Regions from separate parts of the Homo sapiens genome. Here region 1 is linked to region 2. A link is an interaction called in ENCODE POLR2A ChIA-PET data of the cell type or tissue named here. Cell type or tissue: PC-3. All regions are shown on one strand. Each heading gives the region's core, and the rest is flanking DNA. Links, peaks and the distances in the headings are about the cores only. Region 1 has its middle 34 kb from the start of MACIR. Region 2 overlaps PPIP5K2 (diphosphoinositol pentakisphosphate kinase 2).

Evidence for each region. ChIA-PET counts read pairs that join two places held together with the same protein. Peaks named below come from ENCODE experiments on the same cell type or tissue, not always from the same donor. Only the 100,000 strongest peaks of a DNase experiment are listed, where the experiment ranks them.
Region 1: POLR2A ChIA-PET joins it to region 2 with 11 read pairs; 2 of 35 experiments call an interaction of 5 or more read pairs at or near these places.

The regions. Positions count from the first base shown.
Region 1 is chr5:103,216,548-103,232,504 of GRCh38, forward strand. No RefSeq gene overlaps it. Among named protein-coding and RNA genes, the nearest start is that of MACIR, 34 kb to the right of the region's middle. In PC-3, for the core only: a CTCF peak has its summit at 8,250 (motif pointing left); DNase peaks (open chromatin) are centred at 8,214 and 8,554; H3K4me3 peaks cover 1,137 bases; H3K27ac peaks cover 272 bases.
Region 2 is chr5:103,155,646-103,171,602 of GRCh38, forward strand. PPIP5K2 (diphosphoinositol pentakisphosphate kinase 2) reads left to right here. Exons shown (of 31, transcript NM_001276277.3): 14 at 264-349; 15 at 2,543-2,668; 16 at 2,807-2,928; 17 at 3,501-3,683; 18 at 11,534-11,675; 19 at 12,427-12,650. Among named protein-coding and RNA genes, the nearest start is that of PPIP5K2, 43 kb to the left of the region's middle. In PC-3, for the core only: no CTCF peak of the experiment used is centred there; no DNase peak of the experiment used is centred there.

The DNA of each region.
Region 1 (15,957 bases), core at 3,787-11,786, 61 kb after region 2:
TGTTGAGCTTTCTACTTTCCAAAAATTTGTTGACATCCCTCATGTGATATTATTTTTATTCACATTCTCTTTATAGCTTATTATTAATATTATTTTATTTTTTTCTTGGTGTATAGTGGTTTGGGAAGGAAGTATAGATAAATTGCACAAGTTCAACCTTCATTTAATGGGAAATCTTATTTTTTTATAACATGTATAATAGTCCATTAAGTGATGTACTGTAACTTGTTTAAATATCCCTTATTGTAAAGCACTTAAATTCCTTTCTTCCCTCCCCTCCCCTGCACCCCACTGTTTGTTTTCTTCTGATACATTACTTCATCGCAGTAAATCACAAGAGGTAGAATTATGGGGTGAAAAGCTGTAAAAGGATACGGTGTGGAATAGTAGAAAAAGTGTGGGCTTTGAAGATAGTACAATTCAACTCCTAGTTATGTTAATTGCTAGCTACATGATAACCAATTTATTTTTTTTAAGTCTATCTGAGTCTCAATACTCAAATTCTAGATTAAGAGACAATATTTATTCTCAAAAATATTCTGCAAAGTAAATTAAGTAAAATTAAAGGAAATAAATAAAATTTAAAGTAGCTGTAAATATGACTTAAAATAATAAAAAGGAAAGTAGACACCATGATGTCAATATCCTGTTATATAACTTCCTTAACAAACTTGTAATTCCACATTTACCATTTCTACCCTTGAAAAGTCTCAAGATTTGGAAAATTGCTATGTATCAAATTACTTCTAAGTTTTCTCAAATGGCAAACACCCCAGGCTCTCCAGGCTAAGCATTTGAAAGTTGAACAGTGCTTTTTGCATCTAACTAGAGCTTAACAATTGGTATTATAAAAATGAGTAGTCTCACTAACAGGCTTTTGTAATCCATATATAAAGTTATTTTACCTTTCTGGAATCTTGCCAGCTTTTAGATATGACATTGAACTAGTATGAATGAGAAGACAGCTTCATTGACCCATTGTTCTACTTGTATTACTAATAAGCTAATTGCCAAAACTGCACAGAATATATTCCTAGTTTTGTTTCTGTTTTCAGTTGGAAGAGACTAATTTGTAACAAAATCTGTTTGGATTGAAACATGCCAAACTTTTGATTCCTGATTTATTATTATTTTTTAAAGACTTGATAAGTTCTAGTGACCTGATTCATTCTTATCACACTAAAAATGAGCCACTAAATATTTTGTGTGTACATCTCACCTTCCATGACAACTTTATGAGAAACAAAAGTAGAAGCAAAATCATAGATGAGGGTAGTCATTAGAAGATCAGGAAGGAACATAAAGTTATGTAATTACATTTTCAGAACTTTATACATTTTACCAGAAATAAAACACACAATTTAAAAAATGCTGGCCAGGCACAGTAGCTCACCCCTGTAATCCCAGCACTTTGGGATGCTGAGATGGGAGGATCACTTGATGTCAGGAGTTCAAGACCAGCCTGGCCAACATGGTGAAATCCTGTCTGTAGTAAAAATACAAAACTTAGCTGGGAGTGGTGGCAGGCACCTGTAATCCCAGCCACTTGGGAGGCTGAGACAGGAGAATTGCTTGAACCTGGGAGGCAGAGGTTGCAGTGAGCCGAGATCATGCCCTGCACTCCAGCCTTGGTGACAGAGTGAGACTCTGTCTCTAAAATAAATAAATTAACGTTAAAGCAGTCAAGCAAATCAACTGCTGGCCCTTTATTTGTATGGAGACATTCTTTTTAGCTGCATCATAAATTGTTTTGCTGAGTTCTACAAAAAGCCCTGGGAAGTTAGCAAAGTATGTATTATTGTTCTTACTTGACAGATAAGACAGTCGACACCCAGAGAGGAAACACGTAAGTCACTGACAAAACTAGAAAAAGAATTCAAGTTGCCCAACCTTTGTACATTTCTCTCTCAGGTTTATTTATGTTTAACTTTCAAACCTTGCTACGTGGCTATAGTTCTTAGGGATTTTTGTAGTTCATGATACAAATAACTGAAGACGTATTTTCCAAATTAAAAGCAGTATTTAGTTAGTATACAAAAATTCAAGTAACTTGACTGGATACCAATAGTCTTCATTCAAGAAATATAGTTCATTTTTGTTTTTTATTTATTCAGCTTACATCTTAACTCTTTCTTTTCTTTCTTTTTTTTAATTATACTTAAGTTCCTGGGAGGCCGAGGCAGGCATATCACAAGATCAGGAGATCAAGACCATCCTGGCTAACACAGTGAAATCCCATCTCTACTAAAAAATACAAAAAACTAGGTGGGCGTGGTGGCAGGTGCCTATAGTCCCAGCTACTGGGGAGGCTGAGGCAGGAGAATGGCATGAACCCGGGGGGCGGAGCTTGCAGTGAGCCGAGATCGAGATCGCATCACTGCACTCCCGCCTGGGCGACAGAACAAGACTCTGTCCCAAAAATAATAATAATAATAATTAAGTTCTAGGATACATGTGCAGAACATGCAGGTTTGTTACATAGGTATACATGTGCCATGGTGGTTTGCTGCACCCATCAACCCATCACCTACATTAGGTATTTCTCCTAATGCTATCCCTAGCCCCCAACCTCCCAACAGTACCTGGTGTGTGGTGTTCCCCTCCCTGTGTCCATGTGTTCTCGTTGTTCAACTCCCACTTATGAATGAGAACATGTGGTGTTTGGTTTTCTGTTCTTGTGTTAGTTTGCTGAGAATGATGGTTTCCAGCTTCATCCATGTCCCTACAAAGGATGTGAACTCATCCTTTTTTATGGCTGCGTAGTATTCCATGGTGTATATGTGCCACATTTTCTTTATCCAGTCTATCATTGATGGGCATTTAGGTTGGTTCCAAGCCTTTGCTATTGTGAACAGTGCTGCAATAAACATATGTGTCCATGTGTCTTTTCAGACACATCTTTTTTTAGTAGAATGATTTATAATCCTTTGGGTGTATACCCAGTAATGGGATTGCTGGGTCAAATGGTATTTCTAGTTCTAGATCCTTGAGGGATCACCACACTGTCTTCCACAATAGTTGAACTAATTTACGCTCCCACCAACAGTGTAAAAGCATTCCTATTTCTCCACATCCTTTCCAGCATCTGTTGTTTCCTGACTTTTTAATGATGGCCATTCTAACTGGCGTGAGATGTTATCTCATTGTGGTTTTGATTTGCATTTCTCTAATGACCAGTGATGATGAGTATTTTTTCATGTGTCTGTTGGCTGCATAAATGTCTTCTTTTGAGAAGTGTCTGTTCATATCCTTTGCCCACTTTGTGATGGGGTGTTTGTTTTTTTCTTATAAATTTGTTTAAGTTCCTTGTAGATTCTGGTTATAGCCCTTTGTCAGATGAATGATTGCAAAAATTTTCTCCCATTCTGTAGGTGGCTGTTCACTCTGATGATAGTTTCTTTTGCTGTGCAGAAGCTCTTTAGTTTAATTAGATCCCATTTGTCAATTTTGGCTTTTGTTGCAATTGCTTTTGGTGTTTTAGTCATGAAGTCTTTGCCCATCCCTATGTCCTGTATGGTATTGCCTAGGTTTTCTTCTAGGGTTTTCATGGTTTTAGGTCTTACATTTAAATCTTTAATCCATCATGAGTTAATTTTTGTATAAGGTGTAAGGAAGGGGTCCAGTTTCAGTTTTCTGCATGTGGCTAGCCAGTTAACTCTTTAACTGTAGTGTGGTAATGGGAAGAGAACTGAATGAGAATCTGGGTGTCTTGTCTGTCTTATCCCTTTTCTGTAGTGGTACATAACCCTGGGCAAATCGCTTACCCTCCTTTTTTGTTTTGAGACGGAGTCTCGCTCTGTTGCCCAGGCTGGAGTGCAGTGGTGCAGTGGCGTGATCTCGGGTCACTGCAAGCTCTGCCTCCCGGGTTCACGCCATTCTCCTGCTTCAGCCTCCTGAGTAGCTGGGACTACAGGCACCGCCACCACTCCCGGCTAATTTTTTTTTTTTTTTTTTGTATTTTTTTAGTAGAGATGGGGTTTCACCATGTTAGCCAGGATGGTCTCAATCTCCTTACCTCGTGATCCGCCTGCCTCGGCCTCCCAAGGTGCTGGGATTACAGGCGTGAGCCACTGCGCCCGGCCCACTTACCCTCCTTTAACCTTAGTTGCCTCATTGGTAAAACTGGGAATAGCATCTGCTTTTCATGCTTTGCCAGGTGTGTGTGTGTGTGTGTTTGTGTGTGTGTGAGATAAGCAACAATAAGATAATATATGAGAGAGTGCTTGGCAAATTGCAAAGCACATCAGAAAAGTAAAATAATATTTTTCCTCAATACTGCAGAACAGGTGAAAGGATACCACTTAGGCTAATTCAAGGAAGAAAGTGAAAGGCCATTTATGAAATTTCAGCCTTAGCTGCTGTTAGCATTTATTTGCTCCAACAATACAAGCTGACCATCAGTAAAAATTGCCACTATGAAAGCAACTCAAGGGTAGCAGTTTACAATAGGCTAGGTGCCCCTTCCTCAGGAACAAAGTTACATCAGTTACAGCAAGGTGAAATTTCAAGGTTTAGGGATGAGAGTAGAGTGCAAACTGTAGGATTAAATCCAAGTTCACTATAATTTAGTAGTTTACAAGTAGTTTAGTTGTTTTCAGACTTTCTGTCTGACTGCTGGGTTTTCAAATTTTCTTACCAAAGGAATTCAGTTTTTGGAAAGAGAAATAATTTGGCAAATGTGCGTGAGGGAGTTGTGGTGCTGGGCGGGTGGGCATGTATATTTAGGCACTCATGCAAGCAAGAACTAAATGTTTAGAGGCAAACTGAATTGTTCAAAATTGTTTTTGACTTTTTATCACAAGCAGTTACTCAAGGAAGATTCATGGAGCCAAGAATACAATCTACTACCAATATGAAATACTTATCTAAAAGACTTGACTGAAATGTGCTGTAATAAGAGATTCTTGGATTTTTTCTGTTCCATTCTGGTGGGGAGGAGGGGAGCAGAATCTGCCAAATTAATATGCATCTATATGAGGGATTATATTTGAGGTTGTCCAAATGTCCTAGTGCTTTTGTTGCACTAAAGAAGATGTAAATGACCCTTATCCATTTCTACCCATTCTGCTCAGCTCTTGATATTCCTTTACTATATAGTTCTGAAATAAAGAATTTGGATCAATAAAAATAGGTTAATAAATGAATAGAAAAGAGGGAGAAAACAGAAAGAGAATTGATTTGTCAGAAAATTACCATAGAAAATAATTATTCCTCTCTCCACTTGCAAGATAATTTATTTTCAAATATATTTAAATACTCTCTAATATATCATTGGTTTGCAAGTGGCCCTTTAAGAAAATATGCCTCTATATGGGATATTGGCCAAGTGATTAAGTGATGATGTTGAGAAGTCCCTTAATCATAAAGCAGGTTTTTCAAATGATCTTTCTGCAGCAGAATACCCCAGTGCTGTGCTGCTTACTGAGAAGGAAAGTAGACTTAACTTGTTCAGTTTTCTTATAAACCATTGTTTATGGTTAAACTGACTTGAGAAATAAATGTGCATCTAACACATTTTTTGATAGTGGATTGCACTATATGTCTCAGATAAAAGTTTAGAAATGTTTCTTACTTTTATGGCATTTATAGTGTACCATGTCCTTTAACTTAGAACTAAAGAACAAAGGCATACATTTTCTGTTATTTCAAGACTACTTTCTGGCTCTAATTTTTGCTAAACTCACATCTGAAATACTGCTTGCCCACAGGTAGTGTTGGTAGCACCCAGGCCTTTTGAATGGTTGATAATAAGCTGTTCTTTTAGAAAGTTATTAATGTAGGTCCTCTTGGTGTTAGTAGCAATTACTGGGGAAAAAAAAGTTGAGTGATCGGTGGAATCAAGGAATAAGCCTAGATTTAACAAAGTTAAAAGGCTTCATTAATGCAGGAGTCGTTGCAGCCTTGAAAAATGATGTCTGTGATTCTTTTAATGGCAAATTTAATGGGCAATATTTCCCTCCACCAACAACTTGACCATGAAATCCTTTTTTCATGAAGGTATCTCTTGGGAAAGAAAGTTAATTTAGAAATTGATATTAGCATGAACATTAGGAAAGCCTTTAAAATAGGTTGACTCTGCATTAGAATCAGACATGGTTCCAATCTGGGCTCTGCTGCTTATTAACTATGTGCCTGGACACGTTGCAAACACCCTTCTGAGCCTCAATTTCCTCAGCTGTAAAATGAGAACAGGAATACTTCAGATTATGTTTTGAAGATTAGAAGAAACTGAGAAATGGCCATGTAAATTGCAAGGTATTTTAAAGATATAAACTATTAAGAAAATAATTAGTATAGCATTAAAAGTTGATCTAAGAATGTTTGCCCTACTCATTTTTTTAAATGTGCTTTGACATTAGATTAATGATCTGTAGTAATCATGTTTCCTGATGTTGTAAAGGTGAGTTGTTCTATTTGAAACCTTTCAAATACAGAAATATTAATTTTAGGAGAAATAACTAAAACATAATAAGGCAAATGTCTCTCCCCTGCCCCTCCCAGTCTGTGACACACTTTCCTCTTTTGCCCCCTCTGGCCCTCAGGCTCCTGCACAGACTGCGTGCAGCCCCCTCCCAGCCCTGCAATCCCTGAGCTGGAGTTGCCCCTTGGTTGGGTCCAAGTCACAGGGGTGGGGGGCCTACGGGCCAGGAGGAAGCCACACTGGCCTGCGGCCTGCGTGGAGGAGGTGGAGGTACCCAACATGGCTGGTGGAGCATGAGCGCCCCAGATGGCAGATTGGAGGCTTTCAGCGGGCTTCCTCCGCTTGGAATTAGCAACATAGTGCATAAAGGTCAACTCTGTGAGCTTTAATTGAGGAAGGGAAGCAGCAGTTCACTAGAATAGCAAAGGATACCCCAGACTCTGTGGAGAAGGTGGGCAAGCAGCCCCCACGTCGGCGTTCTGCTGATAATGTGTGAAGCCCTAGTATGTGAGAGGAACAGCCAGTCTCCCCTTGCGTTTCGCCTTTCCGCTAGTGATCTGTGCAGCCCAGGCCAAGGGAGAGCACCCTGTTTCTGCCAAGCCCGGGAGCTAGTTTGGGGAGAGGCTGAGATACCGAGAGGGAAAGACACTGGGAAAAGCTGCAGGCATTTTTCCAGACCTGGGACTGAGAGGACACTTTTTTTGTTTTGTTTTGTTTGAGACGGAGTTTTGCTCCTGTTGTCCAGGCTGGAGTGCAATCGCGCGGTCTCAGCTCACTGCAACCTCCGCTTCCCGGGTTCAAGCGATTCGCTCGCCTCAGCCTTCCCAGTAGCTGCGATTACAGGCGCCCGCCACCATGCCCAGCTAATTATTGTATTTTTAGTAGAGATGTGGTTTCACCATTTTGGCCAGGCTGGTCTCAAACTCCTAAGCTTAGGTGATCCACCTGCCTTGGCCTCCGAAAGTGCTGGGATTACAGGCTTGAGCCATCGCCCCCGGCCGAGGATACTTTTTTAAATCTGGGCTCATACAAAGTCGGTCGTTGTTTGGTAACCTGGCAATGGTAGCCACGGCAGGCATTTTAGTCTTGGGCCAGAGATTGGAGCATTTGCTTTGGAGCGAGGGAAAGGTCCCCACAGCCGGAAATGGGCAGTGAGTTTGGAGAGTGCCTAGCAGTGGGTGCTGAAACTAAGCTCTCTCTCATCCCAAGACTGGAATGGGAGGAGAATTGCAGAAGCCTACTGCGTTTCTCCTGAGCAGCATGACTTGCAGCCAGGGACAGCTTTGCGACCTGAAGCAGGTCTGTGTGGGTCACTGATGGGTGCCTCAGACTGCTTCCTTGGTCAGTTGAGGGAGAGTGCTTCACCAGCTGCAAGGAGTAGGAGGGAGGTGGACCCCACTCACCTGGAGATCTAACCCTCCGTGTGAACTGCCACTAAGCGAAGGGGGAGTGCAGCCCGCCAAAGTCCCTTTGGGGTCAAAGGAACTATGAGTGCTGTGACAGCCACCAAAGGGCACAACACCAAAGCCTGGGAACAGACTTGGAGATGGGGGTCATCTCTCACTTCCAGACAGCCTCCCCAGTGTACTTTCGTGGACATAGCAGCGCCTCTTCCTGCTGGGTCCCAGGGAGTGTAGGGTGAAAGAGGTGCCTCTCAGGCTTTTCCAGGGGCTCCACCCCCGATGAAGACAAACGGTATGGGGAAGAGGTGGGAGGGCACTCGTGCTTTTCTGTTGCCTCCACCCCTGCTGAAGGCGTGCATAAGCAGAGTTAAGAGCCTCCTGCCAGCTCATCTCTTACTCTTAAGCACCATCTACTGGACTGCAGCCTGAATTACACCACCAAATAAGAATACATTGCTACACCAAGCAAGTCTGAAAAACCCATCATATGAAGCTATCTGCAACCAAGGAACTCTACAGAGCCCTGTTCCCATAACAGCATCCAGAAACAAAGCTAATCGATCTGTTAAAACAGAGTTAATACGGCCGGAGAAGGACTCCATACTTCTGTAGTTTAGACCTTGTGGATGAACTGTAATCTAACTTAATAGGTAGACAAGATTGACAACCTAACTTAGCAGTATGCACCTGTAACAATAGCTGAGTCTTGGCCAATCCCAGCAGTCATACTTCAACCACTCATACACTGCCAAGTGTTTAAACTGTGTTAGAATAAGGCAAACGCCAATCAGTCCAGCTATTTCTGTAACTCACGCCCAATTTCTGTATGTCACTTTCCTTTTCTTGTCTATAAATTTGTTCTGCCCATGAGGCATCCCTGGAGTCTCACTGAATCTGCTGTGTTTCTGGAGGCTGCCGAATTTGTGAATAGGTTTTTGTTTGTTTGTTTGTTTGTTTTTTCTTGCTCAGTTAAACGCTGCTAAATTTAATTTGTCTGAAGTTTTAACAGATCATACACAACATCCACCACAGTCATAACCTCAAGGCAAAAAAGGAATAAAATATCAAAAAACTCCATCTAAATTATAAACAATTCAGAAAAAGAAGTGTCAGCTCCCTCAGATGGGAAGGAACCAGCATAAGAACTCCAGAAGTACAAAAAGCCAGAGTGTTTCATCACCTTCAAAGATCACACTAGCTCCCTAGCAATGGATCCTAACATTAAATGTCTGAAATGACAGATAAATAATTCAGAATATTGATGACAAAAAAACTAAAAGAGATACAAGAGAAAGTTGAAATTCAACACAAGGAGAACAGAAAAAAGATGCAGGATTTGGAAGATAAAATAGCTGTATTAAGAAATAACCAAACAGAACTTCTGTAATTGAAAAATTTACTACATGATTTTTCAAAATACAGTTTGAACCCTTAACAACAGACTAGACCAAGCAGAAGAATTTCAGAGCTCAAAGACTGCTCTTTCAAATCAACTCAGACAAAAATAAAGAAAACAGAATTTAAAACAAAGCCTTCAAGAAATATGGGATTATGTAAAGTGGTAAAATCTATGACTTATTGGGATTCCTGTGAGCGAAGAAGAGAAAGTAAGCAACCTAGAAAACACATTTGAGGATATAATTCATGAAAATGTGCCCAGTCTTGCTAGACAGGTCAAGATGCAGACACAGGAAATCCAGAGAACTCCATGAACTACTATACAAAATGACTGTCTCCAAGGTACATAGTTATCAGACTATCCAAGGTCAATGCAAAAGAAAAAGTCTTAAAGTCAGCTAGAGAAAAGGACTATATCAGGCTATGATAGGAAACCCATCAGACTAACAGTGCACTTCTATGATGGAAACCCATCAGACTAACAGAAGACTTCTCAGCAGAAACCTTACAAGGCTGAAGAGATTGGGGGCCCATTTTTATCATTCTTAAAGAAAATAAATGCCAGGCAAGAATTTCATATCCCACCAAACTAAGCTTCGTAAGCGAAGGAGAAATAAACTCTTTTCCAGACAAGCAATTGCTAAGGGAATTGGCCACCACCAGACCAGCCCTACAAGAGATGCTTAAGGGAGTACTAAACATAAAAACAAAAGAACAATACACTACCACAAAAGCATGTATAAACACATAGCCCATGGATCCTATAAAGCAACTACACAATTGATACTACAAAGCAAGTAGCTAACAACACTATGACAAGAACAAATCCCCACGTATCAGTATTAACCTTGAATGTAAACAGCCTAAATGCTCCACTGAAAAGAAATAGAGTGGCAAATTGGATTAAAAAAACAAGACCCAGCCAGACACAGTGGCTCATGCCTGTAATCCCAGGAATTTGGGAGGCCAAGGCAGGAGGATTGACTGAGCTCAGGAGATTGAAATCACCATGGGCAACATAGCAAGACCCTGTCTCTATTTTAAAAAAGAAAAGAAAACAAAAACAAACAAACAAACAAAAAGACCCATCATTCTGTTGCTTTCAAAAGACACATATCACCATAGTACATGTAATAACACACATAGGCTCAAAGTAAAGGGGTGGCGAAAGATCTGTTATGCAGATGGAAAAAAAGATCAGGGGTCACTATTCTTGTATCAGATAAAACAGACTTTTTAAATCAACAACAGTAGAAAAAGGACTAGGGCATTACATAATGAAGAAGGGTTCAATTCAACAAGATTTATCCTATACACACCCAAGATTGGAGCACTCAGATTTCTAAAACTATTATTTCTAGACCTAGGAAAAGAATTAAACGGCCACATAATAATAGTGGGGGACTTCAACACCTCACTGACAGTGTTAGATAGATCATCAAGGCAGAAAACTAACAAATTCTGAACTTAAATTCAACAGTTGACTAATTGAACCTAATAGACATCTACAGAATACTCCACCCACCAACAACAGAACATACTTTTTTCTCATGTGCACATAGAAAATACTCTAAGATTGACCACATGCTTTGTCACAAAGCAAATCTCAGTAAATTCAAAAAAGATTGAAATCATACCAAGCATTTCAGACTACAGCATAGTAAAAATGAAAATCAACACCAAGAGAAACTCTCAAAACATGGAAACTAAACAACTTGCTCCTGAATGACTTCTGGGTAAATATAAAAATAAGGCATACATAAACACTTTTTGAAACAAATGAAAATAGACATACAACATACCAAAACCTGAGATATAGCAAAAGCAGTGTTAAGAGGAAAGTGTATAGCACTAAAAACCTACATCAAGAAGATAGAAAGATCTCAAATTAACAATCTCACATTGTACTTATAGGAACTGGAAAATCAAGTAGAAACAAATCCCAAAGCCAGTAGAAGAAATAACTAAAATCAGAGCAGAACTAAATGAAATTGAGTCCTTCAAAGAAACATACAAAGGATCAACAAAATGAAAAGTTTGTACTTTGAAAGGATAAATAAGGTTGATAGATTCCTAGCTAGATTAACAAAGAAAAACAGAGAGATCCAAATAAGCACAATAAGGAATAACTAAGGTGATATGACAACTGATCCTACAGAAATACAAAAGATCCTCAGAGACTATTACTGACACATCTATGTGCACAAACTAGAAAATCTAAAGGAAATGGATAAATTCTTAGAAACACATATCCAAGATTGAATCAGGATGAAATCAAAACCCTAGACAGATCAATAACGAGTTCCAAAATCGAATCAGTAATAAAAAATATACCAACCAAAAAGTTCTGGAACCCCAGATGGATTCCTAATCAATTTTTACCATATGTATAAACAAGAGCGAGTACCAATCCTACTAAAACTATTCTGAAAAACTGGGGAGGAGAGATTCCTCTCTGACTCATTCCATGAAACCAGTGTCATCCTGATACCAAAATCTGGCAAAGGACACAATGCAAAACGAAAACTACATACCAATATGTCTCATGAACTTAGATGCAAAAATCCTTAACAAAACATGAGCAAACTGAATCCAGCAGCATATCAAAAAGTTAATTCACCACAATCAAGTAGGCTTTATTTCTGGGATGCAGGGTTGGTCCAATATACACAAATCAATAAGCGTGATTCAACACATAAACAGAATGTTAAAACAAAAACTATATGATCACCCCAATAGATACAGAAAAGCATTCAATAAAATTTAACATCCCTTCATTATGAAAACCCTTAAAATACTAGGCATTGAAGGAACATACCTCAAAATAACAAGAGCCATCTGTGACAAACACACAGCCAACACCATACTGCACAGGCAAAAGCTGGAGGCATCTCCTTGAAGAACTAAAACAACACAAGGATGTTCACTGCCACCACTCCTATTAAACATATTACTGGAAGTCCAAGTCAAAGAAATCAGACAAGAGAAAAAGTCATCCAAATAGGAAAAGAGGAAGTGAAATTATTGATCTTAACTGACAATATGATGCCATACCTAGAAAACCCTAAAGACTCTGCCAAAAGGCCCCTAGACCTGATATACGACTTCAGTAAAGTTTCAGGATACAAAGTCAACATACAAAAATCAGTAGCATTTCTATGCACCAATAACATTCAAGCTGAGAGCCAAATCAAGACCAGAACCTCATTTACAATGGCCACCAAAGAATAAATTCCCAGGATTACATCTAACCAAGGAGGTGAAAGATCTTTACAAGGAGAACTACAAAACACTGCTGAAAGAAATCACAGATGACACAAACAGATGGAAAAACATTCCATGCTATTGGAAGAATCAATATCATTAAAATGTCCATACTGCTCAAAGCAATCTATAGATTCAATACTATTCCTATCAAATTACCAATGTCGTTTTTTGCAGAATTAGAAAAAAAGTGTTCTTAAATTTATATGGAACCAAAAAAGAACCTGAATAGCCAAACCAAACTTAGGCAAAAACAATAAAGCCAGGGGCATCACATTACTCAACTTCAAACTATACTACAAGGCTACATCAACCAAAACAGCATGGTACTGGTACAAAAATAGACACATAGACAAATGGAACAGAATAGAAACTCCAGAAATAAAGCCACACACCTACAACCAATTGACCTTGGACAAACTTGAAAAAAATAAGCAATAAGGGAAGACTCTCTACTGAATAAATATTGCTGGGCTAGCTGGCTAGCCACATGCAGAAGAATGAAACTGGACCCTTACCTTTTACTGTGTGTAAAAACTAACTCACGATGGATTAAAGATTTAAATGTAAGACCTGTTTGTTCTGTTTATATATAAATATATATACTTATATATATTAAAAACTTATATACACACACAAACAGACAACATATGAATTGAGAGAATATTTAAGACTCATTTGCTCTGTTTATATATAAATATAAATGGAATGGGAGAAAAGATTTGCAAATGATGCATCTGACATAGGTCTAATATTTAGAATCTATAAGGAACTTAAATAATCCAGTGAAAAACAAATAAACCCCATTTAAAAAGAAGCAAAGTACATGAACAGACACTTCTCAAAAGAAGACAATTATTAAAAAGTCAAAAAATAACAGATGTTGGCAAGACTGTGGAGAAGAGGGAACACTTATATACTGTTGGTTAGAATGTAAATTAGTTCAGCCCCCAAGGAGAGAAATTTGGAGTTTTCTCACAGAGCGAAAAATAGAACTACCATTAAACCCAGCAACCCCATTAACAGGATTAATACCCAAAGGAAATAAATTGTTCTACAAAAAAACCCACCTGCATTCATATGTTTGTCACAACACTATTCACAATAGCAAAAACATGGAATCACCATGTCGGTGCCCATCAACAGTAGCTTAAAGAAAATGTAGTACATGTACACCATGGAATACTACACAGCCACAAAAAGAATGAAATCATGTTCTTTGCAGCAACACAGACGCAGCTGGAGGCCATTATCCTAAGCAAATTAACAGAAACAGAAAACCAAAACTTGCAGGTTCTCTTAAGTGGGAGCTAAACATCAAGTACGTACAGACCTAAACATGAGAAGAATAGACACTAGCAACTCCAGAAGAGGGGAGGCAGTGAGGTGGGTAAGGGCTGAAAATTTTTCTGTGGGATACTATGTTCACTATCAGGGTGATGGGATCAATAAAATCCTAAACCTCAGCATCATGCTATATACCCTTGTAACAAACCTGTACATGTACCCCAATAATCACAAATAAAAAATTCGAAACAAAGAAAAAATGGAAATTAAACATAAAAAAGTAGATGTTTCCAGCTGGCTCATTATTTTACAACAGTATCACATGTGAATTCTTGCATATTGCTTGTTGAATTAGTGATGATAAATATTAAAAAGTAGGCTTCATTATAGTTGGTGAAATACCTGATTTTTTTTCTGACTTGGATCAGCAGTAAAATACTAAGAAATGAAGAAGAAAATTATGTGAGTAAATAGTATAATAGTTTTCAGTTTCACCTCTGTATTAGTCCATTCTCACACTGCTATGAAGAAATACCCAAGACTAGGTAATTTATAAAGGGAAGAGGTTTAATTGACTCACAGTTCCGCATTGCTGGGGAGGCCTCAGAAAACTTACAATCATGGCAGAAGGTAAAGGAGAAGCAGGCACCTTCTTCACAGGGTGGCAGACTGGAGTGAGTGCACGCAGGGGAAATGCCAGACGCTTATAAATCCATCAGATCTTGTAAGAACTCACTCACTATCACAAGAACAGCATGGGGAAACCACCCCCATGATCCAATTACCTCCACCTGGTCCTGCCCTTGACATGTGGGGATTATGGGGATTACAATTCGAGGTGAGATTTGGGTGGGGACATGGAGCCAAACCATACTACCCTCCTTCCAGCATTAGCTAGATAGCTAATGGACTTGTTTATAACCCCATAAAATCAAATAAGCAGGTTGTAGAAGAGCATCTTAATCTGTTTTGTACCACTATAACACAATAACAGATAGATAATTTATTATGAATAGAAATTTATTATCTCACATTTCTGGAAGTTGGGAAGTTCAGATGTAGGTGTTAGGAGGTTAAGACTTGGTCTTTCTGCTTCCAATATAGTGCATTGAATGTTGTATCCTCCAGAAAGGAGGAACTTCTTTTTTGGCAGAAAAACAAGAGAAAGAGAACCTATTCGAAGAAGCCCTTTTTATAGTGGTATTAATTCATTCATGAGGGTGGAGATCCCATGACCTAAACACTTCCTATTAGGTCTCACCTTCCAACACTATTGCATTGGAAACTAAGTTTTCAACAAATGAGTTTTAGAGGGAACAAAAGCGTTGAAACCATAGCAAAGAGTAAGAAAGCAGAGGTCCTTAGACATTATTGAAATAGAGTGATCTGGTTGATGATAGTCCTTTAGAATAAAATTTCTTATGGGCTGAATTGTGTTCCCCACAGATTCATATGTTGAAGTCCTAACTCCTAGTACCTCAAAATGAGACTGTACTTAGAGACAGGACCTTTAAAGAGATAATTAAAGTAAAACAAGGTCATATGGGTAGACCCTCATCCATATGACTGATGTCCTTATAAGAAGAGATTAGGACACAGACACACAAAAACCAAGGGGTGATGGCTGTATAAGGGTACAGTGGGAAGGTGGCCATCTACAAGGCAGAGAGAAAAGCCTGAGAAGAAACGGAACCTGCTAACATCTTGAAGTTGGACCTCTAGCTTCCAGAACTCTGATAAAATAAATTTCTGTGTTCAAGCGACCCAGTCGGGTATTTTGTTTTGGCAGATCTAGAAAACTAATATAAAAATTCAATATTTCATTCTGTGCTTTTAAAGTTTACTTTCCCTGAATCTGTGTCCAATAAGTAGAGCATTATTAAGAATTAAGAACAAAGGAAAATAACCATGAATAACTTTTCTGTCTATTTGTACTTGATTCATGTTTTAGTCAAATCTCTTGCATACTATTGTTATCTAATAAAAATATATTTGGCTAACTCAGAAGTGGATTCCTGAATCTAAAAATCTTGAATGCTCCTACATTAGAGAAATAGTAGAATATAAGAGTTGAAAGTAACTTTAGGAGCTGGATAGCCTGGAATCATGTTGTGGTTCTGTAAATTAATCCATAAAATGGGCACATAACCTATTTTATAGGGTTGTTATGACGATTAAATGAGT
Region 2 (15,957 bases), core at 4,008-12,007:
GAACTCCTGACCTCAAGTCATCCACTCACCTCGGCCTCCCAAAGTGCTGGGATTACAGGCTTGAGCCATGGCACCCACGCCTGTAATTTTTAGAAAAACATTTTTGTTTTTAATGTGGTTAGAATGATTATATATGGTACAATTTTTTTTTGATAGAATATTTCGAAGAATTAAACAGGCGGTTACAAATAAAAGGGAGCATGAATATGTGAGAATTAGTTTTTCCCTACATGTTCTATTCTGTTTATCATTTTATTTTTCAGGTATGGTCATTTTTCTGGAATAAATCGTAAGGTTCAGTTGACCTATCTCCCTCATGGTTGTCCTAAAACATCTAGTGAAGAGGAGGGTATGTTATTCTTAATGCTTATACAGTAGTTTTATATGTAGTAACTTGTTATTCACTGTTGATTACCTTTGGACCATCTTTTGCTTAGTAGTTTAGGGAATGGCATGGTGAGGAAAAATAAAGTGGAATTATCTTAGCTGTGCTTCCTTTTCTTTAAATAAAGGATACAATTTTAAAATTACCTATTCTTTAAACAAAGGATAGATTTTATTGTTCTGAAAACTGCATAGGAATTCCTTTTAACTGCGGGATTGTTTCGGAAAACTTATTTGTTTATAACTAAGTGTTATTTAATGGGCTCCTTACATCACCTTTTGATAGTAGAGGGCAGAGTATATAAGAAGAAAGGCCAAGAAGTACAAAAAGACTTTGAAAAAATATACAATTAACCTGTTTCTAAAATAAATGGGTATTTTCTTCCACCCAGTAAACCAGAGTAAGTCTTTAAACAAGTTTGGTCTCCTAAGAGCAGTCAGTATCCACATTCATAAATGCATTTACCTTACAAAAGAAAAGGGTAGGGATTGGGGAAGTCATTTCATAGAGAAATGCAGATGACCAATAAAATAATAATGATAGTAATAATAATCTGTCTTGCCTATCATATTGGCAAAGTGTTTTCTTCGTTTCTGTTTTAAACTGGTAATAAAGTGTGCTGATGAGAATTCATTGAGACAGGATTTCAGTCTATAGTAGAAGTATAAATTGGCACAGTGTTTTGAAAAGTAACTTGGCAATATATCAAAAACTTCAGAAAATGTACTTATGCTTTGACCTGAATTCTGCTTATCAGGATCTAACCCAAAGAAGTAATCAGATGTTCAGGGAAAGATTATCTATAGGGATATTCATAGTGGTATTATTTATAGTAGCAAAAATTAATGATTATCTTAAATGCAGACACATATTTATAATAATCTTTATATATTTAGTTTAACATTTGATATATTGCTCTTATCACATTTTGTGGTTAATAGTAATACAGGTTAATTTTCTATATCTTAGTATTTATCATCAAAAACATTCTATAAGCAAATAATTTAAAAAGTTAGGTAACTAACTTTCTTTCCATAAATTAATATTGGTCTACATGACAAAGCTCACAGAACCGCTAACTTGCTGCAGGGGAAGGGGTGATTTCCTCTCACCTTTAAAGAATGATTATTAAGTTCTTTTAGTGCTTATAATGCTTATTTTTGAATTACTTTTTTTTTCAGAACCCAACACAGATCTTAATACCATGAAAAGGAGTAGGTCAAAATTAAGTACAGAAACTCATTAACTTATGGTATTTTCTTTGTTCAAGAAAATACTCTGATGTGTAACATGCAGAGATTCCACAATTTCAAATTTAAAAAGCTGCTCTTGAATACCTTTTGTTTGCGTAAAATTTATTAGATTGCATAAAATTTAAATTAGAATAAATGTTAGGCTCTGTCATCTCACATCTTCCTAAAAATGATGCAAATCACCGATTTCCAATCTTAAAAACATATGTATCTGGCCGGGCGCAGTGGCTCACGCCTTAATCCCAGCACTTTAGGAGGCCGAGGTGGGTGGATCACCTGAGGTCAAGATTTCGAGACCAGCCTGGCCAACATGGTGAAACCCCGTCTCTACTAAAAATACAAAAATTAGCCAGGCGCCTGTAGAGCCAAGATCGTGCCATTGCACTCCAGCCAGGGCGACCAAGCGAGACTCTGTCTCAAAAAAAAAAAACAAAAAAATATATATATCTTCTTCACTTCAACTAAGGTATTTTCTTTCATGGGACAGCACTGCAAAGGGTGCTTGATAGCAAGGCAGATAAAACCTGGATTCGGGCATCAAGGAGCTGTTAATCCAGCAGACATAGCACAACTAAATTAAGTACAATGAAAAAATTACTATGAGAGCAGGCAAGGGAGAAACATTACATCCCTGAAGAAAATTGGGAGCCATTTTTCTAAAGTATGAGAGAGATTTTCAAATTTCAGTAAGATTTAAACAGGTATAGCAAGGGAGTATTCCTTACAGAAGCAACTGCCTACAAACGGCATTAAGGAACATACATGCAACAGCATTTAAGGAAGAAAATATCTTACATATGGGCCATATTTCACTGCAGAAGAGAGCACAGAGAAAAAAATGAATCTTAAGTCTGTTTAAAGAAATAAACTTAACATTTGTTTTATTCATTCATATGTGTCATAGACAGCCGAAGAGAAGAACCATCTTTACTTTTGGTTCTAAAATGGGGAGGTGAATTAACTCCTGCAGGCAGGGTCCAGGCTGAAGAACTTGGAAGAGCCTTCAGGTGTATGTATCCTGGAGGTCAAGGTAAATCTTAGAGTTTTCTTTAATTTGACTAATTTCATAAATTGTATTTTGAAATCCTCATTTGTGATGTTATTAAACATTTATAGAAATACAATGAAATGAAAATATAGCTGAAGTGATTTGAGGATTTATTTTCAGGAGATTATGCAGGATTTCCTGGTTGTGGTTTACTTAGATTACATAGCACCTACAGACATGACCTCAAAATATATGCCTCTGATGAAGGACGAGTCCAGATGACTGCAGCTGCTTTTGCAAAGGTATAAATAATTTTTTTTTAGAATTATTAGAGTTTTTAATCTAATATTGTATCTTAAAACATTTTTGGCTGGGCGCAGTGGCTTACACCTGTAATCCTAGCACTTTGGGAGGCTGAGGTGGTCAGATCACTAGAGCCCAGGAGTTTGAGACAAGCCTGGGCAACATGACGAAACCTGTCTCTGCAAAAAAATTAAAAAAATAAAAATTAGCCAGGTGTAGTGGTTCACACCTGTAGTCCCAGCAGCTCAGGAGGCTGAGATGGGAGGATCACCTGAGCCCAGGAGGTCAAGGCTGCAATGAGCCAAAATCACACCGCTGCACTCTACCGCAGGCAACAGTGTCAGACCCTTGTCTCAAAAAAAAACCAAAATTTTTTTAACCAAGGAATATTTAAAAATTCTGTATTTGGAACTTTCAAGTAAAACTCTAAAATGACAATAATGAACTGTAGTATTAATAAAGTTTATTTATGATAAACTTAACTTATACTTTATGAAAATCAGTATGTAACAAAATATTATTTTACGTATTAATTTTTTAAATTCGTGTTTTCTTTATTTAATATGCTTAGGGGCTTTTAGCTTTGGAAGGAGAGCTTACACCCATTCTTGTTCAAATGGTGAAAAGTGCAAATATGAACGGTCTTTTGGATAGTGATAGTGACTCTCTGAGCAGTTGTCAGCAACGTGTGAAGGCAAGGCTTCATGAAATACTTCAGAAAGACAGAGATTTTACTGCTGAAGATTATGAAAAGGTGGGTCTTAGCAAACTCTTATATTGTGAAATATTACACACACACAGAAAAGTGATAAGTGCATAAAACATACATGTAGAGCTTATTGTATTATAAAGCAAATACACATGTTATCATCCTCCAGGTAAAGAAATAGAACATTGGAACAACTTTGGCTTCTGTATGCCCCTTTTCAATCGCAACCCATTCCCTACCTCCTCAAAAAAACTACTGTCCTGACTTTTTATATTCTTTTCATATCCAGAATACTTACTTGAATAATAAGTATAGTCTCTAACCAGTGTAGTCTAATTTTTGGCTTTTTTCTAACTTTAAATCTATTGATTTTAATTGGCAAATTAAAATTATATATGTTTATGACACAACATGTTTTAAAATATATATGCATTGTGAAATGGCTAACTTAAGCTAATTAACATATGTATTACCTCACATCCTTATTTATTTGTGATGAGAACATTTAAAATCTACTCTCAGCAATTTTCAAGGATAAAACATATTGCTATTACTATAATCACCATGTTGTACAATAGAGCTCCTGAACTTATTCCTTCTGTCCAACTGAAATTGTGTATCCCTTGACCAACATCTTCCCAACCCCTTCCTTTTCCAGCCTCTGGTAGCCATCATTTTACTCTGCTTCTCTAAGTTTAACTTTTTTAGATTCTACATATAAGTGAGATTATACATATTTGTCATTCTGTGCCTGGCTTATTTCACTTAACATAGTGTCTTCTAGGTTCATCCATGTTGTTGCTAATGATAGGATTTCCTTCTTTTTTAAGGCTAGATGATGATACTTCATCTTGTATATATACTACACTTTCTTTATTCATTCATCTGTTATTGGACAGGTTGATTCCAGATCTTATCTATTGTGAACAGTGTTACAATAAAAATGGGAATGCAAATATCTCCTTGATATACGATTTCATTTCCTTTAGCTGTATACCTAGTATTGGGATTGTTGGATCATATGGTTTTTCTGTCTTCAGTTTTTTGAGCAATGTTCATACTGTTTTCTATAATGGCTCTACAGTATTAATTTACTTTGGCTATTTTTTAAGGTTCATAGAACATGTTTTATTTTATATTTGGCTTCTTTTATTTAATATTTTATTTGTGAAATTCAACCATATTAAGTAATGGTCATAGTTAGTTAATAATCATTGCTGTGTTTGCTGTATTCCATTTCAGGGTTGGCAGAACTTTTCTGTAAAAGGCCAGATAGTAAATATTTTATTTAAAAAAATTAGACTTTGCAGTCCAAATATGGTCTCTGTTGCATATTGTTTTTGTTTTCTTTTAACTGCCTTTTAAGCATGTAAAAACCATTCTTAGCTCATGGCCTGTGTAACAGGCCACATTTGACCTGCAGGCTATAGTTTGTTGATCCATGTACTACTTTATGAACATATTACAATTTATATATGCTTTCTATTATTGTTAGAGTTTTGGACTGTTAGGATTAAAGTTGCCATGAATATCCTGGTATGGCACCTGTGCAATGAGCATACGTTTCTCTTGGGTATATTGTAGGAGTGGAATTATTGTGACCATGGTATACTTATTTACAATGTTAGCAGGTAATGTCAAACTGTTTTTTTTTTCTTTTTTGTCTTTTCATTCTTTTTTTTTTTTAAATTATACTTTAAGTTATAGGGTACATGTGCACGACGTGCAGATTTGTTACATATGTATACATGTGCCATGTTGGTGTGCTGCACCCATTAACTCGTCATTTACATTAGGTATATCTCCTAATGCTTTCCCTCCCCCCAACCCCCACCCCCACAACAGGCCCCAGTGTATGATGTTCCCCTTCCTGTGTCCAAGTGTTCTCATTGTTCAGTTCCCACCTGTGAGTGAGAACATGCGGTGTTTGGTTTTTTGTCCTTTCGATAGTTTGCTGAGAATGATGGTTTCCAGCTTCATCCATGTCCCTACAAAGGACATTAACTCATCATTTTTTATGGCTGCATAGTATTCCATGGTGTATATGTGCCACATTTTCTTAATCTAGTCTATCATTGATGGACATTTGGATTGGTTCCAAGTCTTTGTTATTGTGAATGGTGCCACAATAAACATACGTGTGCATGTGTCTTTACAGCAGCATGATTTATAATCCTTTGGGTATATACCCAGTAATGGGATGGCTGGGTCAAATGGTATTTCTAGTTCTAGATCCTTGAGGAATCGCCATACTGTCTTCCACAATGGTTGAACTAGTTTACAGTCCCACCAACAGTGTAAAAGTGTTCCTATTTCTCCACATCCTCTCCAGCACCTGTTGTTTCCTGACTTTTTAATGATTGCCATTCTAACTGGTGTGAGATGGTATCTCATTGTGGTTTTGATTTGCATTTCTCTGATGGCCAGTGATGATGAGCCATGTGTCTGTTGGCTGCATAAATGTCTTCTTTTGAGAAGTGTCTGTTCATATCCTTCACCCACTTTTTGATGGGGTTGTTTGTTTTTTTCTTGTAAATTTCTTTGAGTTCTTTGTAGATTCTGGATATTAGCCCTTTGTCAGATGAGTAGATTGTAAAACTTTTCTCCCATTCTGTAGGTTGCCTGTTCACTCTGATGGTAGTTTCTTTTGCTGTGCAGAAGCTCTTGAGTTTAATTAGATCCCATTTGTCAATTTTGGCTTTTGTTGCCACTGCCTTTGGTGTTTTCTAATGCTATTGAGCTAATTTACACTCCCACCAGAGGTCAATGATAGTTGTCATTGCTCCACATATTCTCCATTCTTGGGATTCTCAGATGATTCCATTTTGGTCATTCTGGTGGATATACCTAGAATTTACTTTATTGTGGCTTCAATGTCTATTGACCATTTAGATATCCTCTTGAATGAGGACAAGTCTCTTGTCCTTTTTCTGTGAATTGTCTATGTTTTTCTTCTTGGATGGTAGAAGTTCTTTATATATTCTGGATATGAGTTCTTTGTTACATGTAGATAACATAAAGTTAACACCACCTACTCTGAGCCTTAATGATGTCATGATGTGTTTTCTTTTTTTTTTTTTTGTTTTTTTGTTTTGTAGAGACAATGTCTTGCTCTGTCACCCAGGCGGGAGTGCAGTGGTGTGATCATAGCTCACTGTGGCCTGAAACCCCTGGGCTCAAGTGATTCTCCTGCCTCAGCCTCCTGAGTAGCTGAGACTACAGGTGCACGCCACCATGCTCAGCTAACTTTTTAAATTTTTGTAGAGACTGGGTCTCACTGTGTTGCCCAGGCTAGTCTCGAACTCTTGGCCTCAAGTGATCCTCCTGCCTTGACATCCCAAGGCTTTGGAATTACAGGCATGAGCCACCATGCCCAGCCAATAATATCTTTTGATAAGCAAAAGTTATAGTTTTTCATGATTTCCAAGTTCATTTTTTTCCCCTTAGGGTCAATGCATTTTAATATATTGTTTAAGATATCTTTTTCGGAGAAGAGGCCATAAGATATATATATCTTCTATAAACTTACTGTTTTGCTCTTCACATTTATCTGTATATCAGATAAAATTGACTTTTGTGTGTGCTATGAGCTAAGAATGTCAAGGTTGTTATTTCCCCTGCAACTATATATACATCTGGGTGTCCCAGCAGAACATACTGAAAAGACTATTCTTTCCCATTACTCAGAAGTACCATATTTATTATATATGTGTGATCTGTTTCTGGACCCTGTATTCTGTTTGTTGATCCGTGTGCCAATGAATAATACCTCCCAACACCCCAAATGGATCCTTCTTCAAGTGTTTTTTTTTTTTTTTTTTTTTGCATTTTCATATAAATTTTAAAACAAGCTGGTCAAAAATACTGTTGGGATTTTTTTATTTAGGTTGTATGATATCTGTAGTTTGTGCAAATTTACATTTTTTTCTCTAGTCTTTCAATCTGTGAATGTAGTGTAGCTCATTTATTTAGATATTCTTTAATATCTTTCAATAATGTTTTATAATTTACTTCACAGAGTTCTTGTGCATCTTTGTTAGATTTAGGCTAAGGTGATTGATATTGTGCAATTATAAATGGGCCCTCTTTAAAAGTTTTATTCTCTGTTGTTGCTATATAGAAATATAATTAGTTTTAAAATATTGAGATTATAGGCATCAACCTTGTCGAACTCATTAGTTCTAATAATTTATCTAGATTTGTTTCATTCTTTAACTGCACATCTATACTTTTTTTCTTTTCCAATCTTTGTTTTTTAAAAATTCTTTTTCTTGCTTTCCATAGGTAGGACCCTCAAAATAATATTAAATAAAAGTAGCATTTCTAGTAACACTTGTACATTAAATATAAAGTTTTCTGTAGATATTTTATATAGCTGCCCTTCAAAATAAGGAAATTTCATTGTTTCTATTTGGCTGAGTTTCCATTATAAAAACGTACTGAATTTTATCATATTTTCTTTCATCTATTATATCTTACAGTTTTTTGAATGTGAAACTAACCTTGGTTCTAGAATATCCTCAGCTTTTCCATGTATGATCTTTTTCTTTCATATCACTGATTTTAGTTTGCTGAAATTTTGGTTAGGAATTTTGAATCTATGTTCATGTCAGATTGGCCTTTACTTTTTTATTTTTGTTGTGTCTTATTTCAATGTCAGGATTATGCTAGTCTTGTAAAATTAGTTAGGGAATGCTTCCTATTTGAGGAGAATAGTATATGTACAAATATTTCATTAAATTTTTAGTAAGCTTTACTAGTAAATAGTATGGTAAATCCTGTGGGTGTTTTCTTTGTGGGAAAGTTTCTAATTATGGAATTCAGAATAGTTTAGTACTTCTCAGTTATGTTTATGTCAATATTATTAAATTATATTTTTTAGAAGTTTGTTCATAATTTCTTTGTAATTTGTGTAGGATCTATAGAGATTTCCCTTTTTCTTTCATAACATTATACTTTTTTCCTTTTCTTCTTGATCAGTTTCACCATGGTTGATTAGTTTATTAGTCCTTTCAAAGAACCATTGTTAAGATTTGTTAGGTCTCTGAATTATATGCTTATTTTCCATTTGATTAATTCTCATTGCTTAATATTTTATTTCTTCTACCTCTCTAGTTTTATTTTGCTATTTTTCTGATTCTCGAAATTAATAACACCAGGTGAATACTTACTAAGTTATTAATGTTCTGTCTTTTACAAAATGTGCACCCTAGGCCGTATATTTTCCTTTATGCACTCTTTTGACTGGAGTCATTTATTATATTCATAAATATAAATGTTTCCAGTGGAGAAACAGCCTTAAATTCTAGGCTCACTTTCTGGATCACTGACCTTTGAGTTTTGCTTCCATAATTCTTTACCACCTTGTTATTTCACAGATTCCTTAAAGCATACATATAGATATTCTTTGCCCAGAATTTTTACTTCCCTTCAGTGGATATATTGGTCCAAACTACCTAGTTTATTATAACCAGAAGTAGAATTGCACTTGACATTTTTTATATTGTAGAAACTTACTTAATGTGGTTAAATAACTTGCCAAGCTAAATGTCAAAACTGGAATGTGGAACTATATTTTTATTGATGGCTTTTATTCAAAAAAATTCATTACAAATTCATTACAAAGGCATAACAGGATAGTGGTTTAGAGCACCAGTCTGTAGCCAGACTACCTGCATTTGAGTCCTACTCCTTTACATCCTAGTGGTTTGATCTTAAGCAAGTAGCTTAACCTCAGGTAAGTCACTCATCTGGGAAAAGATAATAATAGATGCCTAGAGTTATTACATGTAAATATATGTCAAGTGGTCAGAACCATATTTACACATGTTAACAGAGTCAGCAGATTGTCATCAAATTCCATTAAGTTAGAGTGTTGCTGCTAAATTTTCTTTATTGATAAGACAGCTAAGGTTTAATATTTTTTAACATGAATTCTGAGTCTTTTACTTCCTCCTTGATCTCATTACTATACAGTTCACCTTTAGACAATGTTGGGGTTGGAAGTGCCAGTCCCCCTCACAGTAAAAAAATTCGTGTATAACTTTTGACTCTGCAAAAACTTAACTACCAAGTTAAGCCTACCTTTGACTGGAAGCCTTAGCAATAATGTGAACAATGAACATATATGAATGCTCATTATGAAAAAACTATACACAAATTTCAACTTTTTTTTACACTAAAATAATCTTGTATTATCTTGTTATGACATGTCTGAACAGGATTTAGTTTGAGGCACTAACAAGAGTAAGACATCAGTTTGAAGAGAGCCCCTGCGAGGGGCAACATGAATTCTGCTAAAATTGAAACAAGAACAAACAGCAAATTTATGGTGAAGCTTAAGTGAAAAAAATGGTGAAATCATTGACACTTTACAAAAAGTTTATAGGAACAGTTTCCCGAAGAAATCAGCAGTATACAAATGGATAACTCGTTTTAAGATGGGACGAGATGATGTTGAAGATGAAGCCCTCAAAGGCAGACCATCCACATCAATTTTGCAAGGAAAAAATTAATCTTGTTCATGCCCTAATTGAAGAAGACCAATAATTAACAGCAGAAACAATAGCCAGTACCATAGACATCTCAGTTGGTTTAACTTACACAATTCTGACTGAAAAATTAAAGTTGAGCAAACTTTCTGCTTAGAGTGCCAGAACCATTGTGCTCAGATCAGCTATAGACAGTAGCAGAGCTTTCAATGGAAATTTTAAACAAGTGGGATGAAGATCCCAAAGCATTTCTTTGAAGAATTGTAACAGAAGATGAAACTGATTTTACCAGGATGACCCTGAAGATAAAGCACAATCAAAGTAATGGCTACCAAGAAGTGGAATTGGTCCAGTCAAAGCAGAAGCAGACTGGTCAAGAGCAGAGGTCATGGCAATAGTTTTTTGGGACGCTCAAGGCATTTTGCTTGCTGACTTTCTGGAGTGCTAAAAAGCAATAACATCTGCTTATTATGAGATTGTTTTGAGAGAGTTAGCCAAAGCATTAGTAGAAAACACCCACAAAATCTTCACTACAGAGTCCTCCATCATGACAATGCTCCTGCTTATTCCTCTCAGACAAGGGCAGTTTTGCAAGAGTTTCAGTGGGAGATCATTAGGAATCTACCTTGTCGTCCTGATGTGGCTCCTTCTGACTTCTGTTTGTTTCCTAATCTTAAAAAAATATTTAAGGGGCACTCATTTTTCTTCAGTTAATAATGTAAAAAGTCTGCATTGACGTGGGTAAATTCCCAGGATCCTCCATATTTTAGGAATAGACTAAATGGCTGGTATCATCGCTTACAAAAGTGTCTTGACCCTGACAGACCTTAGGTTGAGAAATAAAGTTTTTTACTTTTATCTTTTAATTCAATTTTTCCACATACTTTCTGGAAGTTCCCCAGTATTTTGTATATGTATTATATGCTCTAGTCTTACAACAGAGGGAACTAGAGAAAAGAAAATATTAAGAAAATTCTAGAGTGAGCTAGAGAAAAGAAAATGTTATTAAGAAAATTATAAGGAAGAGAATATATTTACTATGCCTTAAGGGGAAATAGATCATCTTAGAGGTCTTCATCTTTATTTTCACATTGAGTAGGCTGAAAAGAAAGAGGAAGAGGAGGGGTTAGTCATGCTGTCTCAAGGGTGGAAGAGGTGAAGGAGGTGGAAGGGGAGGCAGGAGAAACAGTACATTTTGGTGTAACTTTTAGGGAAAAACCCTGCATATATGTGGTCCTTTGCAGTTCAAACCTGTGGTGTTCAAGGGTCAACTGTATTTTGTGGTCATTTTAATTTCTGCTATGGAATTATTCTCCAGCTACTGGAAAATTTTGTATATATATATTGTTCTCTTAGACAATTAGGCATAACCAGATATAAAATATATACTTTACTCATTTGTAGCTTACTCCATCTGGAAGCATTTCTCTTATCAAATCAATGCATTTAATTAAAAACCCTGTGAAGACCTGTGATAAAGTTTATTCCTTAATTCAGAGTTTGACTTCTCAAATCAGACATCGAATGGAAGATCCTAAATCATCAGGTAAATATGTTTTTCTTAGAGCATAGAACAAATAAAAGTTACTATTCAATTAAGCATTTAATATATGATGCACCAATCTTGTTGTAAGAAATCAAGCCTCTCTTGAGAGCTATGTATAGTATGAGTTAATGTATATCAAGCAAAAAAATAATGGCTAAGTTATAGTGGTTTTTATCCATGACAGCATGAAAGAGAAAATAAAATATTCTCATTTGATTATCTTATTATGCAGCATTGCTATATAGTTAAGCAGTGAGTAGACAGGGTAATAAGAAGGAGCAAGCAACAGGAAAGTGATCTAGGCTCTGGCCCCAAAGCTTACTTGGTTAGTAACTCAGACAACTTTGGCATCTTGGGTTTTTTTCTGGCAGAAAATGGATCATTTGGACTATTTTTAATGTCTAATGTTCCTCTGCTAGTCTGCCTATTCACTTAGTTATGTGAGTCTAATAAGAATAACAGTATTGAAAATTGAAAATATATGAGCTTAAAAGAGCTTTGTTAAAATTGTTGCTCTTTTTCTTCTTATTGTTATTAAAGTCTATAATATATGGAAAAAGTCTAAGCCTAGTTCCTAACCCTTTAAGTCTAAAAGATATATGGTTGCTAGTAGCGTATGCCTAAAGTAACTCTCTAACTTCATACAGTTGTATTTTTGACACTTTAAAAAGTTTCTAATTATTAACATATTAATATATATTCTAAATCAGATTTTTAAGTTGCATAAACTAAAAATGTTATGTTGTTTTAGATATTCAGCTTTACCATAGTGAAACATTGGAGCTTATGCTACGTAGATGGTCCAAGTTAGAGAAAGACTTTAAAACAAAGAATGGAAGATATGATATTAGTAAAATCCCTGACATATATGACTGTATAAAATATGATGTCCAGCATAATGGTTCCTTGAAATTAGAAAACACAATGGAATTATATAGGCTTTCGAAGGCATTAGCAGATATTGTTATCCCTCAGGTAAGTCATTCTTAAGAATCAATTTCTTATAATATTGAAAAAATACTTTTAAAATGTCTGTTGGTGGATAAAAAGGTAGTTGGTTTTCATGTCCTTGGAAAACCAGTAACTTTAAACAGGAAATTAGGTAATTATGAATTTATATTTTAAGGTTTTTATGGTTGTATTGATCACATTATTTGATTTTCTAATAGTTTGACTACAGTGACTTTTTTTAGTAGACTATATTTATTAGAGCAGTTTTATGTTCACAGCAAAATCAAACAGAAGGTACAAAGATTTCCCATATGCCCCTGCCTCCATACATAGCACGTCCTCCCCCGCATTATGATTGTCCCCCACAAGAATGGTGCATTTGTTATAACTGATGAACCTACATTGACACATCACCCAGAGTCCATAGTGCATTAGGGTTCACTCTTGGTGTTGTACATATGGGTTTGGGCAAATTTATAATGACATGTATCATCATAGTAGCATACAGAGTATTTCACTGCCATAAGAAGGTAGTAAAGTTTTTTTTTAATTTAAGAATTGATACTCTTAGAGAATAATAATATGTGAACAAACTAAAGAATGGAAAACAGTATGGAATAAATCAATTAAGCATTTATTGAACACCTGTTTTGCATCTGCCATCTCTATATGGAAATATGTGGAGAGTAACACATAAAGAATTACGGTCTTATATAAAATTTTTTGCAAGTCTTTTTACTTTATGCAAAAGTATTTTGAAAATAATGTTTAGAGGTCAAGATATATGTAGTTGTTCTTTTGGGGGACATGGGTCTTTTCATTATAGGAGAATAAAAATAAAGGTGTAACAAGAATTCAATTAACTAAAATGCAATTAAGCAGAGAATTGGATTGATAATAAAGGGGTAAGTGGCAAAACATATTGAGATCAGGACTATGTTAGAAGAACAAAGTTCCAGATGTCACTTTTGGACCTTTTTTCAACTCAGTACAAGATTATTTGGATATTGTAAAGAGGAGGTTGGAGTAGATCAGGTATTCCAACCGTGGACTACATAAAGTTTGAAAGCAGGAAAATATTAAATACATGAAAAAGATAAAGATTATGAAAAAAAAGTTCAAAAAGCCTAACTTATAAATACACATGTATAAGAATGGTTAAAATAACTGTCCCTTTCCTAATATTCATAGACAGTACAGGAAAACCTATAGATTTTGAAAAACTGAGAATTCATACAATTGTACAACTTACCTATAGGTATTTGTATACGTGTTAACAATTAGCTTGTTTCTTCAACATGAAAGAGAACTATATATTTGATCAGATATATAATATAGACAATTTTAGGTATATTGTATGAATCTGTGATTTTAAAAATTATTTTTAGAAGAGTATGAAAATATCTCAGACTTTACGAATACGTCTTTAGGCCTTTAGGAAACATTTACTTAGGAAACAGGACTCATTCCCTGACAATTTCTTTCATTTAGCAAATGAAAAAGGTTAAGTTTTATTCTGTAAAAGACAAGTTTTATTTTGCATAATAAAAATGTTTTGGTTTTGTAAGTATGCTTTTTAACAATTAGCTGTGAATACAAGACTTTAAGATATTTATGGCAGCTATAAGCACTTTTCAAGGTGGGCTGTCAGTATATCTAAATGTATCACCTACTCAGAGGCTAAATACACAATGCTTTGTCTAATCTTTAGCATAACCATGTCTGTGCCATTGCATTGCTTATTTAATCTCACCCCTCTACTGTTTCCATTATATATACTAAATATTTTACAACTGGGAATGAAAAATTAGTCCCTGAGAGTTGAGCCGAAAAGAAAACTCAAGTGTTAACAGTATTGTAGATGGTCATTTCTCCTCCTTACATGGTGTATGTATTTCAGGTGTATTGTTTATATAGTTGAAGACATTTCTCACCATGTCCTTGTAACTTAAATAAATTCATAATAAATTTTTTTAAATACCAGAAGAAGCACTAAAGATTAGTATGTTACGAAGGAGTTGAGTCACCATTTGTATCTATCAAAGTAATTCTTCAAGCTCAGCTGTTCTCAGTATGTTATGGTGATTCTCTTTGCTGCAATTAGGTTAGATTTTCATGACGGTCTGAGAATTTATTTGAAGACAACTCTAAAATTATTTTTCTCGGATAAGTTATTTTTTAAATCGTTTGACTCTTCAGATAAAATTATGCCCAAGTTTACATAAATCAGTTCTATTTTTGGTAAATTCATAGTTTTAAAACAAAAGGTCTTTTTATATGCTTCCCTGGTGTCCTGAGATTATTTTATAAATTGAGGAGAGGACAACTTTGGGTTTATCTCCCTAACTTTTTCATATGACAATCTTTATTGTAAGAGAAACTTTGGATTTTTTTTTTTCAGAGTGTTGAATCAGTTCAATAAATATTATCTTGCTTTGTTACTTTAGGCCTCATAAATACAAAAACTGTGGACAGAAGGCAGGTATTTTCAATCACCAAAAATATAACTAACAATTATAAACATATTTGCAGTAATTTATAATGAAAATGTGGTTTGTAATGGAAAAAAATAAAATTTTGCATACATAGTTCTCAAGCAAATAATATTTCCAGCTTCAAGACTTGACTCAGCCAAATAATACAAAGTTTTAACTTGTTTAGAATAATTTAATGTAGATTAACAGGGTACCACTGTGAAAGAGAAGTGTATATACATATGTTCTGGTGTACTTCAAAATGATACTATGCCTTAAAAAATCAGTTTCTACTCTTACATTGATTGATTAATTTTTATGTCTGTGCTATGTGAATTATGTAATTCCAATCATTTCTAGGCTTAAATGATGCATATGGTCTATTTTAGTTATTTTAACAGTTAAACTAGTTCTGATAGGTGTTTATGCTACAATAGAATCAAATTTTCACTTTTTAACCAGGCTTAATCCTCAGAAAATTGGGGCCCTGGTTTAAAAATGATGCTTTATAGCCATGATGGTATAGTGGTAAATAAAAACATTTAAAGACTAAATTTGATATTAAAATTATATTAATTGAGATGACACATATTAATTGAAGTTTAAAGATGTTTTCTTTGGTTATCTGTAGATTATGAAATGCAGACAGTTCTTTATAGTAGCATTTCCCAAAGACAGTTCAATGACATTCTCATTGAAATCACCATAGAAAGCTTTCAAGTCGCCTTAGCTGGTATTTTAATCAGTTCTATTTGTGGCACAAATATTGAAACTACATATGAGGACTTGCATATCTAAAAAATTGTTTGGTCCTAGTTGATAGAGGCAGATGAGCAAAATGTGTCACTGTTTTGAAG